Linked DNA regions of Homo sapiens: all the other regions are linked to region 1. Evidence: read pairs that join two places in POLR2A ChIA-PET (ENCODE). Cell type or tissue: GM12878. All regions are shown on one strand. Region 1 has its middle 79 kb from the start of FAM76B. Region 2 has its middle 210 kb from the start of FAM76B. Region 3 overlaps LNCRNA-IUR (lncRNA imatinib upregulated).

Evidence for each region. Peaks named below come from ENCODE experiments on the same cell type or tissue, not always from the same donor. Only the 100,000 strongest peaks of a DNase experiment are listed, where the experiment ranks them.
Region 2: POLR2A ChIA-PET joins it to region 1 with 6 read pairs; 3 of 35 experiments call an interaction of 5 or more read pairs at or near these places.
Region 3: POLR2A ChIA-PET joins it to region 1 with 5 read pairs; 15 of 35 experiments call an interaction of 5 or more read pairs at or near these places.

Annotation. Positions count from the first base shown.
Region 1 is chr11:95,708,993-95,712,992 of GRCh38, reverse strand. No RefSeq gene overlaps it. Among named protein-coding and RNA genes, the nearest start is that of FAM76B, 79 kb to the left of the region's middle. In GM12878, no CTCF peak of the experiment used is centred here; DNase peaks (open chromatin) are centred at 987 and 1,532; H3K4me3 peaks cover 551 bases.
Region 2 is chr11:95,581,490-95,585,489 of GRCh38, reverse strand. No RefSeq gene overlaps it. Among named protein-coding and RNA genes, the nearest start is that of FAM76B, 210 kb to the left of the region's middle. In GM12878, a CTCF peak has its summit at 718; no DNase peak of the experiment used is centred here.
Region 3 is chr11:95,155,060-95,159,059 of GRCh38, reverse strand. It overlaps LNCRNA-IUR (lncRNA imatinib upregulated), which reads right to left. Exons shown (of 3, transcript NR_110303.1): 2 at 1,257-1,432; 3 at 1-451. Among named protein-coding and RNA genes, the nearest start is that of LNCRNA-IUR, 6.5 kb to the right of the region's middle. In GM12878, a CTCF peak has its summit at 147 (motif pointing left); no DNase peak of the experiment used is centred here.

The DNA of each region.
Region 1 (4,000 bases):
CTGTCTGAAACAAAGAGCTAGTATGGGTGAGAACCCAAATTCAATTCCAGTTCCATCAGACTGTAGTCCAGTGGTTTTTCCTATTTTGCTGATGGTTCTAACATTTTTTCCTCACTCAGTGCACCTGATAATTTGTGTCTGTCAGCAGCACTGTGCCTCTGGAGGGGTGGGAAGGTGGGAGGTTTCCCTTAAGGGCCCATCAGCATCTATGGATGGGTGGGTATGTGTAGTTTGGGAAAGATGCCAGGGACAATTCCATTTTCCCACCACCCACTTTGGATTCCCAAAGAACACAGTAAACTTTAGTTAGGTGATTAAGTCATAGGTGAAAAAGGAGTATTTCAGTATTAGAATAATCTTCTCATCTGATCCCTAATCAACAAGTCATATGGAATCAACATACCAATATTGACTCTAATACGTATTAGTCAGAACATAAAAGTTGAAAGAGGTAAATAAGACTACCTCCCTAGGTGTGTGTGTGGACTTATAGAACCTAGTTATATGGTGGTATTATACAATGGAATTGTATAATTGACATTCTTTGCATTATCCCACACTCTACCATTTTGGTTTGATTTTATTCTATTGACTTTAGCACAGAACTTCTCCCAGCTTTCCTGTTTAATATCTCTGTGTTATGTGTTTTTGCACACATTTATCAAGCAATTAGTTTCATGGAATATTTCTCAGTCGGCACATTTCCTTTGTTCAGAAGTATATCTCAGAATATATGGGGCAAGAAACTCTTACCACAGAGTTATATTAAGCTTTAATTAGGATAAAACATCAATTCGGGCGTTACTATGTGAAGCTGGAAATCTCTCTGTCACATCTCTGTATTTCTCCTCTTGTGAGCGTCCTTGACCTTGCTTGCCTGTAATGGCTTAATATTACAGGAACCATTTTGCTTGGGCTCATTCTGATACCCATGACTCAACTGCTCCCTAATATGCTTCAGGAGGAGGATTTAATCACTTTCACTACCTCCTACCCACAGGTCTTTTTGTCTTCTAGCCACAGTTATCTCTAGTCTCCCTTGAGGGTCTCTACCCAGCCATTTTCAGCATCCACCACAACTCTACCCCTTTGCCTGTGATACTCTGGTGTCCCAGCCAAGTGACATGCACACTTAATATTCTGTTGTGCTTTATACAGGTTGCCTTAGTTTTCCTTCATGGTCCCTTCTAAGTCATAACTCGTTTTTTCTCAGTAACAAAATGAGCTGGTGAGTTTTGTGATTTTGAATCAGGCATGAGAAATACACAATATTAGGCTATTAGGACCATGGAGCTTACTGAACTTAAGTGCCCTTAGCCCTCTGGAAATAATAAGTATGCTGAATTATATACCTTTACGTCCAGTCTTTATGTGCCACATTGCTGCTAAAAGGGACATTTCTGCTTTCTCTGTGTTGGTGGTTTCAGTATCAATATTCTTTCAAACTCATTGGCCAATTTGGATTTTACAGAGAGCACAGACTTTTCAGGTTTTAGCTAAGGAAAAGGAGCTGTTACTTTTCACAGAAAAGCTGCTGTCTGTTGGAAGCCAAACCATGAGCGGATTTTTCACAGCTGGCCTTGATTGTTCTAAAACTTTCTTGGAGCAGCTGCGAGCCGATGACTCTGCTTCTAACCTCAGAGGTCATGTGAAAGAAGAGAGCTACATATTTTACATACTCACCTCAATCGTTCTATTGCTTACTGTCTGCTTTGTCTGGGCTCTAACCTTCGTGGAGGATGGAGTAAGTGAGCCCACAAATGATGTAATTTCAGAGACAGGTGTAATTTTCAACCTTTTTCAAGATATCTGAATCTTACCCTGAGAGAGTCATTCTTTAGGGGCTTTCTTTCAATAGTCCCATATAAAAGTGTAAATACCATTGGGAGGTATTGTATTTTAAGCCTTAGACTTTTTTTGCACTTAAAACACCTTAAGGCAATGTCAGTCCACACCTGAGGGATATTCATTGACAACTGGCTGAATGCAGAATAATAGGGAAAGCAATGAATCTCAGAAACAGTTTCCTAAGGAATGGTGTTAAAAGAAACCAAGGACAAGCTTTGACAATTTCACACCTTTTGGTCCTTCATATGTGTGTAATAATCATTCCATTGCAAGAGGTTTTGGCATATCACATTTGTAGGATGTGTATTATGGGTTGCATTCAAAATTTAACAATAGTTAACATTAGCCTCTAACAGTGGACAGGCTAATGTGCAACATTAAAATGTGGAATACTTTATTTTCCAGCAACCAATAAAAATATGATTACAAAATTGAATATGTATTTATCTCTCAAAATTGATAACTGATATTTTTGCTTTTCTTAGCTAGTTAACTCATTTGAATGAGTATGGCCCATCTCTCTCTCTCGGTGAGATCAGAAGGGCTTCCCTGGACACAATGGGAACAACCTTTACCCAGAGTCAAAAGTGTGTGGACCCAGAATATGACTGACTGTTCCACTGGGTCTAGGAGCACAAGCGTCAAACCAGAGGGAGATGTCCCACTGGTTAATCGAAGCAGAAGAGGCCAGAAGAGGAAACTGGGAGAAGAGTTTAGGAAAAAGCCAGAGAAGGTGAGAACACGAAGAGCAGGTTATCATAAGTGTACTGTTTGGACAACTGCTGGACATTGAAGACTGAGGCCTAAAGATGAACATTTACATATTCCTAACATCCATTGCTTAGTCAGACTAGGTCTGTTTATGGGGTCTGGGATAGGATGGAGCTATTCTTGTCTATTCTATTTTCTTTTAACATGCGTTTATATATTGAGCCCTTCTTGTGGGCCAGCTCCCTGCTTGGCTTTGTGAATCTAAATGCGACTACCAATTACCCTTACTACTTGGCACTGCGATAAGTGTTTTACACACGTTACTCGCTTAATCCTCACAAAATTCCATTAGGTGAATGTTATCTTGACTTTGCAGTTGAAGAAACAAGTTCAATAATACCAGGAGCATGACTAAGGTTACATGGGATATAAATGGTGGAGTGGGAATTGAACTCTGTTCTCTCTTTCTATAAAATTTATGATCTTAAAATTTTATGTATGTTTTATATCTGGCGATATTCATTAACCTGTTGCTAAACATTAATGAAAACAAGGAATTCCAGAATTTCCATAATATGGCTGGGTAATTGAAATTAAGCTCAGGGTTATTAATGGTGAGGAACCTCCAGAAACAAATAAGACAATTCCTGTGCATCAGCTCTTCCCACTTTTGCCTATACTCACTCCATCAGGCCAGGCACTGCATAAGGCATGTGGGGGATCCAGTGGTAAACATTTGGATATGATTCTTACCCTGAAGGAGCTCACAATGTATTAAGGGAGAGAAGCAATAACCAAATCAACAAAGAAACAAATATGATAATTTTGGATTGTGGTCATTTGTATGAAGGAAATAAAGAGGGTGATACGGTAGAAAGGAGACATCAATAAGATTCTCTTGGGTGAGGTCTTATTTGAGCTATGAGAAGGAACCAGCCATTTGGAGAGCAAATGTCCACTGTTTAGTGAGGCTAAAAGCATACAGGATACGTGATTAACAACTGAATTCAGAGCTCTCTTATAGAGATAAGTTCCTCTCAGGAATTATGCAAAATGCAATGAGAGAAGTCATGGAGAAGAAATGATTAGATCAAGAGAAAGGCGTATTAGGCCCAAGGCCTTGTTCTTGGTGCTGTGTGATATGAATAAACATCAGCTATCACTACTTGCCCTCCAGGAGCTTAAAAATCTGCTGGGGATGTTACCCCCAAAGCATGCGACTACTTAGAGAACCAGGCATGAATGAAATAATAAAACTTACAAGAGAAATAAATAAATAAACTTACAATTAAACAACTAGGTAGTTTAATTGATGAGTTATTGGTATTGACCACGAGCGATATGAAGCATTGTAAAGACTCAAAAGAAAGCATGCCGGAGAGATAAAAACATTTTTAACTAGTCCCTGAAAGATATGTGGGTTCTGGCTAAGTCATGAAGC
Region 2 (4,000 bases), 130 kb after region 1:
TTTTATTTTAGGTTCAGGGCTACACGTGCAGATTTGTTTTATAGGTAAACTTGTGTCATGGTTTTTTTCTTTTCTTCAGATTATTTAGTCACCGAGGTACTAAGCCTAGTGCCCAATAGTTATTTTATTTTCTCTGCTCCTCTTCCTCCTCCCATCCTCCTCCCTCAGGTAGGCCCCAGTGTTCCCTCTTTGTGTCTGTATGTTCTCATCATTTAACTCTCACTTATAAGTGAGGACATGTGCTTTGTGGTTTACTCTTCCTGCATTAGTTTGCTAAGGATAATGACCTCCAACTCCAACCACGCTCCTGCAAAGGACTTGATCTTGTTATCTTTTATGGCTGCATTGTATTCCATGTACAATATGTACCATATTCCATGTAAAATATGTACCATATTTTAAATTTTCTTTTTCAATAATAAATTAACCTTAGATTACTGTGACTTTTTTGCTTTATAAACTTTAAATTTTTTAAAAAAAATTTTGACTCCTTGGTAATAACACTTAAAGCATAAATATGATGTAGTTGTACAAAAATATTTTCTTTTTATATCCTTTTTCTGTAAGCTTCTTTGTATTAAAATTTTTTTAACTTCTAAAAGATGTTGTTAGAAAACTAAGACACAAACACGCACATTAGCATAGGCCCACACAGGATCAGGGTTAAAAATAACATCACTGTCTTCCACTTTCACATCTTTTTCCATTGGGTTGTCTCTAGGGGCGCTAACATACATGAAGCTGTCATCTCCCATGATAACAATGCCTTCTTCTAGAATATCTCCTGAAGTACTTGCCTGAGGCTGTTTTACAATTAACTTTTTAAATTTTTTTGTAAGTAGAAGAAGGGTACTCTAAAATAATAATTAAAATTACAGTATAGCAAATACATAAACCAGTAACAACATAGTTGTTTATTATCCTTATCAAGTGTTGTATGCTATACATAACTGTATGTGTTCTACTTTTATATGACTAGCAACACAGTAAGTTTGTTTACATGAGCATCACCACAAACACATGAGTAATGCCTTCTGCTACGATCTTACTAAAGCTACAGTGTCGCTAGGTGCTAGGAATGTTGCAACTCCATTATAATCTTATGGGGCCACCATCATTTATGCAGTCAGTCTTTGGCCAAAATGTTGTTCTGATTCTCAAGATTGTACACACACACAAATACAAACACACAGACACACACACACACGCAAGAAGAAGGTATGTGGTGATTCATGTTCCTAGTATGACTAAGATAGATCAGAAACTTTAATACTGCCAAGAACTTCTTAAAATGAAATAAAAAATTTTCAAAGAACCGTACTTTCTCTTTAATAAGGCATTATTCTTTTCCTTTTTTTTTTCTTTTGAAGACAGAGTCTTGCTCTGTCACCCAGGCAGGAGTGCATTTGCGCCTAGCTTACTGCATCCTTGAACTCCTGGGCTCAGGCAATCTTCCTGTCTCAGCCTTTCTGGTAGCTAGGACTACAGGTGTACACCATCATACCCAGTAAATATTTATTTTTATTTTTATTTGTGTAGAGATGGGGTCTCACTATGTTGCCCAGTCTGGTCTTAAACTCCTGGCCTCAGGAAATTCTTCCATCTTGGCCTCCCAAAGTGTTGGAATTATAGGCGTGAGCCACTGAGCCCAACCTGCATTATTTCTAATTCGGTAATTTATCTCCTTGAGAAAAGCATTTGGAACAGTAACTCCTAGAGTAGACTTGGTCTTTAAGCTTCAAATTCTATATCACCTGTTAGTTGTGTGTTCTTTGCAGCCTAGGAAAGGCAAGAAATGAGCAACCTTATTTTAAAAACCATTTCTCCTGGATAAACACCATACATGCATTTAGGTACACACAGGGACTATTAAACAGTTTCAAAGCATCTATGGGCCTTGCTCCATCATTCAATCTCTCTTTCTTGTATCTTCTTGCTCTGAATCCCATCTGATTCTAAGAAATTTACAAATATGCTCTACTATCTCCCATTCGATGTTGACATTTCCTTGAATCCCCAAATTATATTCTAATCTCCACCCCACCTTACTTATTCCATGTTCCAGAATGTAGCTACCCATCAACTCATTGTAATCCGGCTTGCACACTCAGTATGAAGCTTGAAGGCTACTTTTTTCCCCCACACACCACACTCAATAAATCCCCTAGCCCAGCCTGTTTTACTCCTAACACTTTCTTGAATCCGTAGCTCCTCCTTGTCATCCCCTGTGCTACAGTCCTAGTTCGGATTCTCATCATCTCTTGCCTGGACAATTATAAGAGTTTCTAATGTGTCTCCTGATAACGCAGCTTGACAGTGTTGGGACAGTTAGAATCATAGTCTTGTGTATTTTGTCAACAGTCATAAAACCCCACTATATTCCTGGTGTCCTGGTCAAGGTAATAGTAACCCTGTTTACCATGTGATTATAAAGTAATGAGGCAGGTTCTTTAAAACAGTCACGTTAATTCATATTTAATTCATCCACAAAATATTTATTAAGCACCTATCATATGCCACACATTGATTTAGAGCTGGAAATATAGTGGTGAATAAGACAGATGGTCCTGTGATTATGGGATTTCATGAAGCTGCATGAGAGGCATGGGCAGAAGCAAGGACTCTGTAATCAGATGATGCTGTGTTCAAATCTTGCCTCCATACCTTATGAAGTTCTCAAGATCATTCATTCATTCATTTATTCATCCAGTCATTAATGGATGCTAAATACCTACCGATTGTCTATTATGTGTCAGGTGGTGTATCAGTTCCTAAAGAGATAGGCAAGTCCTGCCCTCAAAGAGATTATTTTCTTGTGGGAAAGAAAGGCTAACAATAAATACATCATACATCATAAGCAAGGTCATTTCATATAGTGTAGTAGCTATGAAGAAAGTAAAATAAGGTAATAGGATGGAGTGTGATTTACTCTGACTCTTGTTTGGAAAGATCTGTCTTATACTGAGTAGCCTGGGAAGACCTTTCCGGAAAGGTGACATCTGAGCCAAGTTGTGAAAATGGCCAGGGAAAGCAAAGAGCTGAAGGAAAGAGCAGAGGAAATAAAACAAGTGCCAAAAAAGTGAGATAGCCATTGGGTAAGGAAAAATGAGCAAGTGTAGCTGGAATGGAGTGAATGAGAGTGAATGTTGCATAGGTGATGTTGGAGAGGCCAGATCATTTTGGGTTTTGTGGACAATGTGGATGCTCAGATTTTATTCCAAGTTATTTAATCTCTCCAAGACTTAGTTTTCTCAACCAAATAAAGAAATCTCATAAGGTCGTTGTGAGAATTACAAATTATAATCCTTTCACGCATTAATCAGTTAATTCAATAAATCTTTTTCAAATGGCTACCATATGCCAATTTTAGGCATTGAGAATAATGTGGTGAGGAAGTAATGGCTTATTCTCAAGGATGTCATAGTTGTTATGGGAGATGGGCCCATAGGAAAAATATTATAACATAGTGTGACAAACACAACAGTAGATGTGTGTGTGTTTTTCCAATTCTATTCATCCTAATATCCACAACTGGGTTAGGGACATCAACACCTCTTATCTTGAGTTACTTCTAGAGCCTTCTAACTAGTCTCTTCATTTCCAATCCTGTTCTTCTCCAAAACATTCCCCACACTGCACCAGAGTGATCTTTCTAAAATTCAAATGGTAATTCATTCACTCAAAAATATTTACTATGTGTCTGCAGTGTGATGGGTTTCCTTCTGGGTTCTTGTGAAATATCAGTAAACCAATAACACTTGTTTGACTAAAATCTTTTAATATTCCACATTGCCCTCAAGATGTAATATAAACTACTTAGTTTGGTGTAAACAATCTTCAGGCCTCTTGAAGCTCCCAGGATAATAGTACAAATAGAGCCAAAATGCCATATGTAAGGTTATAAATCAAGCTATCAAACTGTTCTTAAAATATGCTCTACCTGAATGCCTTGACAAATATAAATGTATAAGGGCTTAGAAGGCCTGGTTCAAATTTAGAA
Region 3 (4,000 bases), 550 kb after region 1:
ATGGAAAGTGCTGTTTTAAAGCAGCAGCCATAGGCATTGTGAGAAAGCACAAAGTCAAGGTTCGGGGCGTAGGCTGTGGAGTCAGACACACCTAGGCTCAACTTCCAGCTCTGCCCCCTACTGGTTCAGTGATGTTGAGACGGAGTCTTGCTTTGTCGCCCAGGGAGGAGTGCAGTGGCGCCATCTCTGCTCACTGCAACATCTGCCTCCCGAGTTCAAGCGATTCTCATGCCTCAGCCTCCCAAGTAGCTGGGATTACAGGCGCCCACCACCACATCTGGCTAATTTTTGTATTTTTAGTAAAGACAGGTTTTTGCCATGTTGTCCAGGCTGGTCTCGAACTCCTGACCTCAAGTGATCCGCCAGCCTCTGCCTCCCAAAGTGCTGGGATTACAGGCGTCAGCCACCACACCCAGCAAATTACATAATCTTTAATGCCTTCCTTCTTCATCTTTATGGGGATAATAGAGTTATATGAATGAATTAATGACACGGAGTTTAAAGCCTTTCTCAGTCTAGCCTGAACTCACCTTTCCAGACTCAGCCTGTGATTTTACTCCCTTCCCCCAAGCCACATGAGAGTCCCAGGCTGCAGCCACACTGGCCTTTCTGCTACTGCTTCCAGCCATCACCTTCTCTCTGCCCCGACCACGCTTCCCACTGCCTGGGTTCCCTCACACCACCCTCGTCTACTGAACTCCCACTCATCTTTCAGAGTGCAAAGCAAATGTCACCTCCTCTTTGAAGCATCCCCTGCCTCACCTAAGCAGTCAGCTGCACCTTGCTCTCTATGCCCATATACTTCCTCTACATCTTCTCAACGATAGTAATAAACACTCAAAGTGCTAAGCACTGAGCTTAAGTACTTTAACTATTTTAACTCACTAAATCCCCACAGGAACCATATAACACAGATTTTATCACTAACCCCATTTTTAGGATGCAAAACATAATGCACAGAGAAGCTAAGTAACTTGCCCAATGCCACACAGCCCACAGCAGAGCCAGGAAACAAGCCAAGCCCTGTGATGACAGAGCTGGTGCTTCTAACCACAGTGCTACACTGTGTACTCCTTATCCACAGGGTGCGAAGTCCACTTCCCCCAACAGGTGGGAGGGCCAGGGATTGCATTTTCTTCATTTCTGCATCCTCAGATCCTAGCACAGTACCTGGCACATAAGCACTTGCAACTTTCTTCCTCTCACACACCAAAACTAGACTATTTAAGGAAAACCAATAATTCAGTAACACTCACCCATGTGTTCTGGTCTCTTCTTTTTGGCTATAATTTCTGATTAAAAAATACTGCTCTGTAGTCCTGGCCAAGGGGCCTCATATAGTCTCTTTGAAGTTGATGAATAACAATGAACTTCTTCTAGTTCATTCAATTAAAAAAGAGAAGCCATCTTTTCCCATGAAGAAGTTTGAGGCCTAAGGGTAAAATAGAGACATGGATCTGTCACGACACCTTTTCCCACTGAAATGAAGAGAATCTGTTTATAAAGAAAAAAAAGAGTAAAAACAGAATTCAAAAGGCAACCAGGCTTCCAGAAGGGCCCTCCCTGGCCCAGCAGCTCCTGGAGGCAGTTGTGGAATCTAGAGTTGGAGGAAGTCTTGAAGAGAGAGCTCTTTGAAGGCACAGCTGGCTACAAACCAGTCCCGGAGCCGGCAGCCCAGCCCGGCTCAGCACATCTCAGCCAGAACATAGCTAGGCAGGCCAAGGAATCCTAAGAAGGGGATGATATTTTTAAAATCTTTGGCGTTAGCAAAACTGAAGGTTGCCTGGCCAGTGCTTGTCTCTTTCTTTTTCCCAGCTCAGTGTCTAATTTGTGTATTTCCAGGATTCCGAACCTTTCCCCAGCAGATCAGGTCTAAGTGCAAACGGTCCCTAAGTCACCCATGTTCCTTAGGCTTTTTCCCTCCTTAGAAACAAAAGGTGGACCTTTGCCAAGATTAAATGGCATTCCATTCAAAGCTCCAAGTCTGGCTCAGTTCAACATGCTCATGAGGAGGACTTTGAAAGTGCTATGGATAATTTTCTAACAAGGCACAACTACCCAGCAGGACTGAGACCAAAAAAAGAACCATCTTTTAAATGTAAGTTCTTATCAGCTCTGGAAAAAAAAAAAATAGACGTTATTTAAGCCAAAGCTTAAATTTGGGCTAAAGCCTCAGACTTGAAAAATGCTTGAAGCCAGAATTGGGAGGTGACAGGGGTGTACCAAGGAAGGGTGGGGGTGGGGGAAGCACTGGTTTGTGATTTTACTTCCAGTCTGCGGTCATTGAGTTCATGAGTTTGTACACTCTTGGACCTGTCAGTAAGAAAGTATATATTGAGCATGGATGTTATAGCAAAGCTCAATATACCATTTGGAATCGTATGAGACAGGGTTGTTACCCTTGAGTACTTCACCATCTCACTAAGGAGAGAGGGAACAAAAATAAGCAAAGATCTTTTTAGGGGACTTGGCATATGGTAAGGGCCTCTCAAAGTCACTTCCTGTATTCCCTTTCGGGTGTTGGAGAGAAAAATGATGTGACCGCTAAACGTGTCCCTGGGACAGAGAGGAGCCAAAATTGACCATGGAAAGGGAAAGATCACTGTGGACTTGAGTGGCCTGTGAGACTGGCATGGTAAGAAGACGGCTATGGGTTAGGGAGGCCATCCATGATGAGCTGGTGGAGGAGAGATGGGAGGGCCCATGGTGGAGAGTGGTGAGAGTGAAGGGCAGAAAGGCCAATCAGGGGCCTCCAATTCCAGGCCAAGTGGTTTGGTTTAGCCCAGGTTTCAGATTAGAAGCCAGACTCACTGATGGCTATGGATGTGTGAGTGTGAGTGTGTGTGTGTGTGTGTGTGTGTGTGTTTCTTTTTTGCTTTTATTGGAGTTGATTATATATGTTTAAAGTCTGAACTGGAATGTCTGGGGTCAGGGAACATTTGCTCCTCAATTTTGAATTTAGCTTCAGGCTCCACTTACCCAGTCACTTAATTTGTATGTTTATGTTACCTACCTGTAAAAATTCGAGATTGAGGCCCCTGTCCTTCAGGTAACAGGGAACTAATGGATATTTTTGGAATGATGGAAATGGTATTTCATGATTATCAGGGTTGCCATATAAAATACAGAATGCACAGTTAAATTTGAATTTCAGATAAACAACAAATAATTTTTAATATATGTCCCATATAATAAAAATTATTCATTTTTAAAATTCAAATGTAACAATGTAACTGAGTATCTTGGCGTTTTGTTTTTGCTTTTTGCTAAATCTGGTAATCCGGCTCATGTGGCATATATAAAATTAATGGGAGGAAAGAGAAATGAGATTAAATGAGGAGGTTGTACAATAGTCTCAGAAAGACATGGATAATCCACTCCTTTAACAGGATGGATGGCTGCATTGGAGGTGAGAGACATTCACAAAAAAAGAACGAGCGGAGCATGCAGCTTGGTTAGAGATGGGGAACAAAAGAAGAGAAGTAACCCCAGGGTTACAGAGACACAATTCACACTACAGCTCTGCTGCTTAATTACACAAGATACTCCCAGCCTTGGTTTCCCCATTACCACTTCTAATGTGTCATAAGGAGTAATGAAAATGCCTCATAAATGCTGCACAAATGTCGGTTGTTGTAATAAATGTCCCAGCCCCATTCTTTTCAACACACACTATTACTAAAGCCGTGTCTCTTCCATGCTGTCCTTGTCTAATTATTTTGAACACAAAGGTAAAATGTCCCTTTGTTCCATTTCCCTATTGGCCCACACAGCTCGAACTTGTACAATTCCCTGTTCTCCACATGGGCACTCGCGAACACTCAGAGCTTCCTCTCCTTGGCAAATTCACGGGCCTTTCCTCTGTTTTTCCAGCAAGCCATTGGTAAAAATGTGTATTAGGACAGAGTTGGAGACACAATAAGCCAGAAGCTCTGACCCTCGAGGTGGCCATCAGTCCACGCATAAACACCCTCTGGGTCCTGTCTAATGCACTATACCT